Regions from separate parts of the Homo sapiens genome. Here region 1 is linked to region 2. Evidence: read pairs that join two places in POLR2A ChIA-PET (ENCODE). Cell type or tissue: CD4-positive, alpha-beta T cell. All regions are shown on one strand.

What was found. ChIA-PET counts read pairs that join two places held together with the same protein. Peaks named below come from ENCODE experiments on the same cell type or tissue, not always from the same donor. Only the 100,000 strongest peaks of a DNase experiment are listed, where the experiment ranks them.
Region 1: POLR2A ChIA-PET joins it to region 2 with 6 read pairs; 31 of 35 experiments call an interaction of 5 or more read pairs at or near these places.

The regions. Positions count from the first base shown.
Region 1 is chr2:121,534,948-121,539,947 of GRCh38, reverse strand. All of the region lies in intron 2 of CLASP1 (cytoplasmic linker associated protein 1), which reads left to right. Among named protein-coding and RNA genes, the nearest start is that of RNU4ATAC, 6.6 kb to the right of the region's middle. In CD4-positive, alpha-beta T cell, no CTCF peak of the experiment used is centred here; no DNase peak of the experiment used is centred here; H3K4me3 peaks cover 344 bases.
Region 2 is chr2:121,698,238-121,703,237 of GRCh38, reverse strand. All of the region lies in intron 2 of NIFK-AS1 (NIFK antisense RNA 1), which reads right to left. Among named protein-coding and RNA genes, the nearest start is that of NIFK, 36 kb to the left of the region's middle. RefSeq lists enhancers at 2,764-3,263, 3,421-3,540. In CD4-positive, alpha-beta T cell, no CTCF peak of the experiment used is centred here; DNase peaks (open chromatin) are centred at 2,208, 2,537 and 3,647; H3K4me3 peaks cover 845 bases; H3K27ac peaks cover 1,879 bases.

The DNA.
Region 1 (5,000 bases), 160 kb after region 2:
GGGTCTTTTTCCGTTTTAGCCATTGTGAGTGTGCGGTAGTGTCTCATTTAATTTGCAGTTCCTTGATGACTAGTAGAAATTGAACAACTTTTCTTAGAATGTTGACCATTGGTATCTTCTGTGAAGTGCCTCTTCACATATTTTGCCTGTTTTTCTACTGGCTTGCCTATCAGTTGCTTTGTAGAGCACCTTTATATATTCTAGAAACAAGCCTGTTGTTGCTTATTTGTTTTGTAATATCTTCTTCTAGCGTGACTTGACTTTCACTTTCTTAAGTGGTTTTGATATGCCAAAGTTCTTAATTCTAATTTGGTCCAGTTCATCAATCTTGTCCTTTATGGTTTGTGTTTATTGTGTCCTGATATTTTCCTCTATCCTGGGATCTTGAAGCTATTATGTTATTTTCTAAAAGGTTTATTGCTTTGCTTTCTGCACGTTTATCTATTATCAGGAATTCATTTTTGTGCAGGGTGTGAGATAGGAGTCAACTTCTTTTTAAATCCATGTAGATATTCAGTTGATCCAGGGGCATCAATTTAAAAAGTAGCCGTATTGTCACTGCTCTGTAATGCCTGCTTTGTCATAAAATACCCTCATAGGCCCGAATCTGTTTCTTTATCCTGTCTGTTGGTGTGTCTGTCCATCAACTGATAGCACATTGTCTTAATTCCTGTGATATTGTAATAAATCTTGATATCCACGGGGAGCAAGTTTTATCACCTTGTTTAACCAAAAGAGTGCCTTGCCATTCGTATTATCACACGTATTTTGGAATCAACTTATTTAGTTCTTAAAAAAATATATGTTTGTGTTTATTAGGGTTTTTAGTGGAATGTTATTGAATGTTTAGATCAATTTGGGAGAACTGAAAATTTCACAGTACTGAGTATTCCAGCCTATAGTTTTATCTTTCCGTTTATTTTAGCTATCTTAAAAAAATTTTAAAAATTGTTACATAGCTTTTTGGGCAGATATTTATTTTGGCTAGATTTATTCCTAGGTGTTTATTTTTATAAAATTAAAAATAGGAACATTTTTAACTTTCCTTTTTGGCTTATTATGAGAATAGAAATGTAATTTTTTTCATATATATTGGCTTTGTATTAGTCTTGCAAAACTTAATTTTATAATGCACCTTTAGATCTTGTAGTTTTTTTTTTTTTGAGACTGAGTCTTGCTCTGTCGCCCAGGCTGGAGTGCAGAGGCGCAATCTTGGCTCACTGCAACCTCTGCTTCCTGGGTTCAAGCAATTCTCTGCCTCAGCCTCCCGAGTAGCTGGGATTACAGGTGCCCACTGCCATGCCTGGGTAATTTTTGTATCTTTAGTAGAGATGGGGTTTCACCATCTTGGTCAAGATGGTCTCCATCTCCTGACCTCGTGATCTGCCCGTCATGGCCTCCCAAATTGCTGGGATTACAGGCATGAGCCACCATGCCTAGCGCCTTCTAGATTTTTTTTTTACGCAGTTGTATTTTCCATTCAGAATGATAATCTTTTTTTGTCAATTTTCATACTTTTTTTAAAAAAATTTTTTGAGACGGAGTTTTGCTCTTATCACCCAGGCTGGAGTACAATGGCGCAATCTTGGGTCACTGCAACATCTGCCTCCCGGTTTCAAGCGATTCTCCTGCCTCAGCCTCCCAAGTAGCTGCGATTACAGGCATGCACCACCACGCCCGGCTAATTTTGTATTTGATTAGAGACGGGGTTTCTCCATGTTGGTCAGGCTGGTCTCAAACTGCTGACCTCAGGTGATCCACCTGCCTTGGCCTCCCAAAGTGCTGGGATTACAGGCTGAGCCACCACACCTGGCCACTTTTATTTTTTTTTCTTGCCAAAATTAGTTAGCTAGGACTGTAGATATAATGTTGAACAGAAATTGTACAGTGGATATTTTTGTCGTGTTCCAGTCTCAGAGAGAAAGCTTTCAGCATTTCATCATTAAGTGTGATGCTTTTTGTAGGTTTGAAAAAAATATATCCTTTATGAAGTTAAGGAAGAATCTTTCTCTTCCTAATCTGCTAAGAATTTTTAATCATGAATGCAGTGGATGTTCAATTTCTCAGATGCTTTGTATCTTTTGCGGTGATTAACATAATAAAGGGGAAAATCATGTTATTAATATGGCAAGTTACATGGAATGATTTATTGTTAAACCAGTAGCACCAGGACAGTCACTAAAATTGAATTTAAAAGAATGGATAGCTTCTAAGATAAGTATTGAAAAGTTCTTTTAGTTTTTGTATGAGAATTATTTCACTTTCTAGAAAGGTATATTTTACAGATCATAGAATTATAGGTTGGTAATTAGTAATTGTCTTTCTTCACTTTGCTGATGCATTTCTTTATTGTTGGCAGTATTGGTCTTAATTTTCATCTTTTAAACAATGTAGCTAATGTATCTAGGTTTGGGTTTCTTTTTCCTTAGTGTGGTGTGATACACTGGGCTTCTTGAATCTGTGGCTTGATGTTTTTCTTCAGTTTTTGGAACATTTTCAGCCATTATCTCTTCAGGTATTGCTTCTCTCTCTCTCTCTCTCTTTTTTTTTTTCTTGGACACAGGATCTTGATCTGTCACCCAGGCTGGAGTGCAGTGACAAGATCACGGCTCACTGCAGCCTCAACCTCCTGGGCTCGAGCGATCCTCTCTCCTCAGCGATGCGAGTAGCTGAGACTACAGGCTTGTGCCACCAGGCCTGGCTAATTTTTGTATTTTTTGTAGAGACAGGATTTTGCCATGTTGCTAAGGCTAGTCTCAAACTCCTGGGCTCAAGCGATCTGCCTGCCTTGACCTCTCAAATTGCTGGGATTACAGGTGTGAGCCACTGTGCCCGGCCTTTTATTCTTTTTAAAGGTGTATAATTCAGTGGTTTATAGTACATTCACAGAGTTATACAACCATCACCATTATCTAATTTTAGAGCATTTTTATTGCCCCATAACACAAGCTTCATAACCATCAGCTATTGTTTAAAAGTTATTTCTAATTGTAGTAAGACATACAGAACATAAAATTCACCATGTAACTAGTTTTGTGTACAATTCAGCGGCATGAAGTACATTTGAATTATGCAACCATCACCAACGTCTCTTTCCATAATGTTTTTCTCTTGTAAAACTGAAACCCTGTAGCCATTAAATAATAACTCTCATTTCTCCCTTCCACAATCCCTGGCAGCCACCAGTCCACTTTCTGTATCAGTGAATTTGACTACTCTAGGTGTTTCATGTAAGTGGAACCAGACAATATTTGTCTTTGTGACTGGCTTACTTTATTCCACATAATGCCTTCAAGGTTCATCCATGTTGTAGTGTTTCAGAAAAGGCCTAAAGTTCCATTGTATGGGTAGACCAGGAGACTCCATTTTGTATATCCATTCATCTGTCAATCAACACTTCAGTTGTTTCCACCTTTTTACTCCTGTAGATAATGATGCTGTGAATATGGGTTTACAACTGTCTTTGGAAACTCTGCTTTTACTTCTTTTGGGTATATGCCCAGAAATGGAATTGCTGGAATCATATGGTAATATTATTTTTAATCTTTTTTTTTTTTTTTTTTTTTTTTCAGACAGTCTTGCTCTGTCGCCCAGGCTGGAGTGCAGTGGCACAATCTCGGCTCACTGCAAGCTCCGCCTCCCAGGTTCATGCGATTCTCCTGCCTCAGCCTCCCGAGTAGCTGGGACTACAGGTGCCCGTCACAACGCCCGGCTAATTTTTTGTATTTTTACTAGAGACGGGGTTTCACTGTGTTAGCCAGGATGGTCTCGATCTCCTGACTTCGTGATCTGCCCACCTCGGCCTCCCAAAGTGCTGGGATTACAGGCGTGAGCCACTGTGCCCAGCCCTAATCTTTTTTGAGGAACTGCTATAACCATTTTCCACAACAACTCTACCATTTTACACTTCACCAGCAGTATACAAGAGTTCCAGTTTCTCTACATCTTTACCAACAGTATTTATTTTTTATTTTTTAATAAAATAGGGCTGGGTGCAGTGGCTCATGCCTGTAATCCCAGCACTCTGGGAGGCCAACACAGTCGGATCGCTTGAGTCCAGAAGTTCAAGACCAGCCTGGGCAACATGGCAAAACCTCTCCTCTACAAAAGCTCAAAAAATTAGCTGGGTGGTGTGTTGGCACGCGCCTGTAGTCCCAGCTACTGGGGAGGGGGCAGGTTGCTGAGGCGGGAGGATCACTTGAAGCTGGGAGATGGAGGTTGCAGTGAGCCGAAATCACGCAACTACACTCCAGCCTGGGTGACAGAGCATGATCCTATCTCCAAAAAAAAAAAAAATTCTAATGAATGTCAGCCGTTACTTTTTACCTATTGTCTCTCATTTCTTCTTTTTAAATTCCATTTAAACTTGATGTTTTCTCTCTATTCTCTCTTGCCTATTCTTTTGAATATTCCATCTTTTTGCTTCTCTTTACTTTATTCTGGATTTTTTCTGCAGACTTAGTTTCCTGTTTAGTTCTCTTCATGTATTTACAGTGCACTTAGGAAAAAGAGCCCATGCATTGAGTATTTAATTTTCTCTTGTATTATTTGTTTAACCTATGTAACTTTAAAAGTTGTCATTTCTCTACCCAAAACTTTAATCATGTGTTTTTTCTTCTTAGACATAATAAGACTGGTTATTTAATTTAATTAATTTATTTATTGAGACAAGGTGTCTCTCTGTCACCCAGGCTGGAGTGCAGTGGCACGATCTCCACTCGCTGCAACTTCCGCCTCCCAGGCTCAAGTGATCCTCCCACCTCAGCCTCCCGAGCAGAGCAGCTGGGACCACAGGTGCATGCCACCACGCCCAGCTAAGTTTTGTATTTTTTCGTAGAGGTGGCATTTCGCCACGTTGCCCAGGCTAGTCTTGAACTCCTAAGCTAAGGCAATCCGCCTGCCTCTGCCTGCCTTGGCCTCCCAAAGTGCTGGGATTACAGGCGTGAGACACCACACTCGGCCTGACTTGTTATTTTAAAGTCCGTTTGCAATTATTCTCC
Region 2 (5,000 bases):
CTTTGGAAGGCCGAGGCAGGCAGATCACTTGAGGTCAGGAGTTCGATACTACCCTAGCCAACATGGAGAAACCCTGTTTCTACTAAAAATACAAAAATCAGCCGAGCATGGTGGCACATGCCTGTGGTTCCAGCTACTCCGGAGGCTGAGGCAGGAGAATCGCTTGAACTTGGGAGGAGGAGGTTGCAGTGAGCCAAGATTGCGCCACTGCACTCCAGCCTGGGCAACAGAGCGAGACTCAGTCTTAAAAAAAAAAAAAAAAAAAAAAAAAGCACTCTCACTGCAGAAAGGAAAATAGGTTGAAAGGGACCAAAGGCCAGTTAAGCATCTTTTACAGTAATTTAGGTTGGAGGCTTTGAGAGGGAGTTAGAAAATCTCTGGTCAACATTTATATCAGTAGACAAAGGGGCTGCAGGAATAGGGATAGGAAAGAATAATTTACCTTTGCATGTGCTGAGTGCACAGACGAACTGTGAACTTGACCCGTGTTGGGCTGTGAGTGAGTCACAGAGCCTGGCAAAGATCTGCTCCTGACTGTGCTTGGGGACTGGGGATCCCACCAATGGGAACAGGTGGGAACAAAGACAAGAGATACTTCTGTAACCACCCAAGAGGTTCACCTTGCCCACTGCCTAGACAGAGCCGATTCATCAAGACAGGGGAATTGCAATAGAGAAAGAGTAATTTACGCAGAGCTGGCTGTGCGGGAGACTGGAGCTTTATTATTACTCAAGTCAGTCTCTCCAAGCATTCGGGGAGTGGAGCTTTTTTTTTTTTTTTGAGATGGAGTCTCGCTCTGTCGCCCAGGCTGGAGTGCAGAGGCGCAATCTCGGCTCACTGCAAGCTCCGCCTCCCGGGTTCACGCCATTCTCCTGCCTCAGCCTCCCAAGTAGCTGGGACTACAGGCGCCTGCCACCACGCCAGACTAATTTTTTGTATTTTTAGTAGAGACGGGGTTTCACCGTGTTAGCCAGGATGGTCTCGATCTCCTGACCTCGTGATCCACCCGCCTCAGCCTCCCAAAGTGCTGGGATTACAGGTGTGAGCCACCGTGCCCAGCATTGGCCATGCAGAGCTTTTAAAGATAATTTGGTGGGTGAGGGGAAGCCAGTGAGCCAAGAGTGCTGATTGGGCAGGTCAGAGATGAAATCATAGGGAGTGGAAGCTGTCTTCTTGTGCTGAGTCAGTTCATGGATGGGGACCACAAGATCAGATGAGCCAGTTTATTGATCTGGGTGGTGCCAGCTGATCCATCAAGTGCAGGGTCTGAAGAATATCTCAGGCACTGATCTTAGGAGCAGGGTAGGGAGGGTCAGAATCTTGTAGCCTCCAGCTGCATGACTCCTAAACCACAATTTCTAATCTTGTAGCTAGTGTTAGTACTACAAAGGCAATCTAGTCCTCAGGCAAGAAGGAGGTCAGCTTGGGAAAGGGCTGTTACCATCTTTGTTTAAACTATAAACTAAGTTTCTCCCAAAGTTAGTTTAGCCTATGCCCAGGAAAGAACAAGGATAGCTTAGAAGTTAGAAGGAAGATGGAGTCGGTGAAGTTAGATCTCTTTCACTGTCTCAGTCATAATTTTGCAAAGGCAGTTTCAGTTCTTATCTCCTTGGCTGAGACCAGGAAATATATTATCACAGGAATGGAGTTGTAAGTAGTGGCTGGTTGTCTTTTGAAATAACACCATGTCACAACAGCATTCAATTATTATTAATTTACAAAGCAGCTAATCTTGATGGGCACTGTCAGATATGGGTATGGATATGGGTGAGACACTTACCCTTCCTTCAAGTTGCTCATAGTTTAGTAAGTGAGCAAACTAACTGTGCTGACTTTGGTTTTTTTGTTTGTTTGTTTGTTTGTTTGTTTGTTTTGAGACAGAGTCTTGCTCTTGTCTCTTGTCGCCCAGGCTGGAGAGCAATGGCACAATCTTGGCTCTCTGCAACCTCCACCTCCCAGGTTCAAGTGATTCTCCTGCCTCAGCCTCTCGAGTAGCTGGGATTACAGGCACCTGCCACCACGCCTGGCTAATTTTTGTATTTTTTTTAGTAGAGACAGGGTTTCGCCATGTTGGCCAGGCTAGTCTTGAACTCCTGACCTCATGATCCGCCAGCCTTGGCCTCCCAAAGTGCTGGGATTACAGGCGTGAGCCACCGTGCCCAGCCCTGACTGTGGTTTCTAACACTGTCTCTACAGGAAGCCGTCTCTCTAACAGTCTCTCAGATCTTAACCTATTTATTTGTATCCCCTTACTGAGTGGGCCCAATACCTGTGAAGGGCAGCTGTGTAACAGCATCACCACAACTCTGTTGTACGAGTTGAAGTTCATTGCATTAACTTTGAAGGATTAATTAATATAGTGTCTCTCTTCCAGGATTCCTATAGGACATGCTTCTAAGGGCTCAGGCCAGGAGTGGGCTCCATCCTCAGCTTTTTTTCAGAAGCTACAGAAGCAACTGTTTTCACCCCCATACTCAGAGCGAGTGAAATGGGGGTTGCCGGAAGAAAGTGCTTCACGACGACAGAGTGGTTATCAAAATATGCCAATCAGCCACACAGCTCCCAGCTCACCAGATTTGTCAAAGGGCCAATCAGCTCTAAGGGTTTCTGTGGAGAAAAATGCTCATTTATTGGGAGACAGAAAGGAGAGCTTTGGCTGAAACCACTTTGCCTTCACCAGCAACTTTTTAATCCCTTTGTCTGGTGCATGAAATCAGTTCCCAGAACACAGAGGTTATTAATAACTGTGGGACCTTTTCCCAGTCTCCAGATCAATTGGCAGAAGCCTCTGGTTATTTCCTTCTGGATGCTTCTATTATTTGGAGCTGAGAAGTGACCTCCTCCTCAAAACCTGTACAGATTTTCACCTGGCTTGGGAATTACACAGTCACCCACCAGCCCCCAGCCTTGCCTCCTCTCCACTCTTCCCTGGCTGGGCTGGCTCGGTGCAAGGCTGGTGTCTTTGCTTCCACCGAGAGACTACGTGCTGTCCAGTGGAGTCCAGCACGCACCTCTCTTCCCACTGGTTCCTCACTGCCAGGTGAGGTCCAGGGCGTTGATCCGGATCCATGGAGCCAGGCTGATGTACAATGAGTCACTCTGAGCTGGCTCCTCTCCTCATGCTTGGCAGAGGTCCTAGCATCAGCTGCTGGGCAGGTGCTGAGCAAGGCCGAGGTCTTAACTTGGCGACACTGGGGTGGACATTTCTCCAGGAGGAGCTGCTGTGATCGGCAGGACTCAGTAGAGAGAGTGTCTTACATGTAGGGCTTCCCCCTTCTCTCCCTCTTGCTTCCTTCCTGCGGGGGCCAAGCCATGCCTGTGGCTTTACCAGGATCTCAGTGCAGGAAATGTTGCAGCTCCTCTGACTCTCACCTCCTCTCTCAGCTCCAGGTCGCCCCTTGCTTGCTGGCCGCATCACAAGGAATGGCCCTCAGCACCCGAACCCAGACAGGCACAGTGGGCTGGACAAATCTGGGTCATACTGGCTAAACACCGTTAGCTTCCCTGTGAAATGAAAGCAAGAGCCTTCACCTTGCAAGGCTGAGGGAGGTGGGGGCAAAGCACCTCCCATGCGGGCACAGTGGGCCTCTACTGAGGGTTTGATCATTAGGAGCGTTGTCACCTCTGAGAGCTGACCTCATCTCTCCCCACAAACCCGCTCACCCGGTCTGCTTCCTGTCTGGGTGGATGGCATCATCACTCTTAGTCACTCAGACTGAACGAAGCAGCTCTCTTCTGGCTCATCTTGCACTGGCCTATTTGTATGTGTGTGTGTGGGGTAAATATACCTAAAATGCATATTTTTTTGAGACAGGGTCTCACTCTGTTGCCAAGGCTGGAGTACAGTGGAACCATCTCTGCTCACTGCAGCCTCCACCTCCAGGATTCAAACCGTCCTCCCACCTCAGCCTCTGAAGTAGCTGGGACTACAGGTGCATACCACCACGCCCAGCTAATTTTTGTATTTTTTTTGTAGAGACAAGGTTTCACCATGTTACCCAGGTTGGTGGGGTTTGTTTGTTTGTTTGTTTTGAGACAGAGTCTCGCTCTTTCTCCCAGGCTAGAGTGAAATGGCATGATTTTGGCTCACTACAATCTCCGCCTCCTGGGTTCAAGCGAGTCTCCTGCCTCAGCCTGCTGAGTAGCTGGAATTATAGGCGCCCACCACCATGCCCGGCCAATTTTTGTATTTTTAGTAGAGACGGGGTTTCACCATGCTGGCCAGCATGGTCTCGAACTCCTGACCTCAGGTGATCCACCTGCCTCGGCCTCCCAAAGTGCTGGGATTACAGGCATGAGTCACTGTGCCTGGACCCAGGCTGGTTTTGAACTTCTAAGCTCAAGCTACCCACCTGCCTCAGCCTCCCACAGTGCAGGGATTATAGGCATGAGCCACCGCACCTAGCCTAAAATGTAGCATCTTAACCATTTTTAAGTGTGCAGTTGAGTGGCATTAAGTACCTTCGCACTGTTGTGCAACCATCACCACCACCCATCCACAGAACTTTTTCACACTCTCCAACTGAAACTCTGCGCCCATTAAACACTCACTTCCCGTTCCCCTCTCCTCTCAGGTCCTGGCAACCACCATCTTACTTTCTATCACTACAAATTTGACTACTCTAGGGACCTCATGTAAGTGGAATCATACAGGATGTGTCCTTTTGTGTCTGGCTTATCTCACTTATCACAATGTTCATAACGTTCATCCGTGTAGTAGCACGTGTCAGAATCTCCTTGCTTTTTCAGGCTGAATAATATTCCATTGTATGTATATACCACATTTTGTTTATCCACTCACTGGTCTATTTTTTTTTTTTTTCAGACGGAGTCTTGCTTTGTCTCCCAGGCTGCAGTGCAGTGGCACAATCTCGGCTCACTGCAACCTCCGCCTCCCGGGTTCAAGAATTCTCCTGCCTTAGCCTCCTGAGTAGCTGAGATTACAGGTGTGTGCTACCATGCCCGACTAATTTTTGTATTTTTAGTAGAGACGGGGTTTC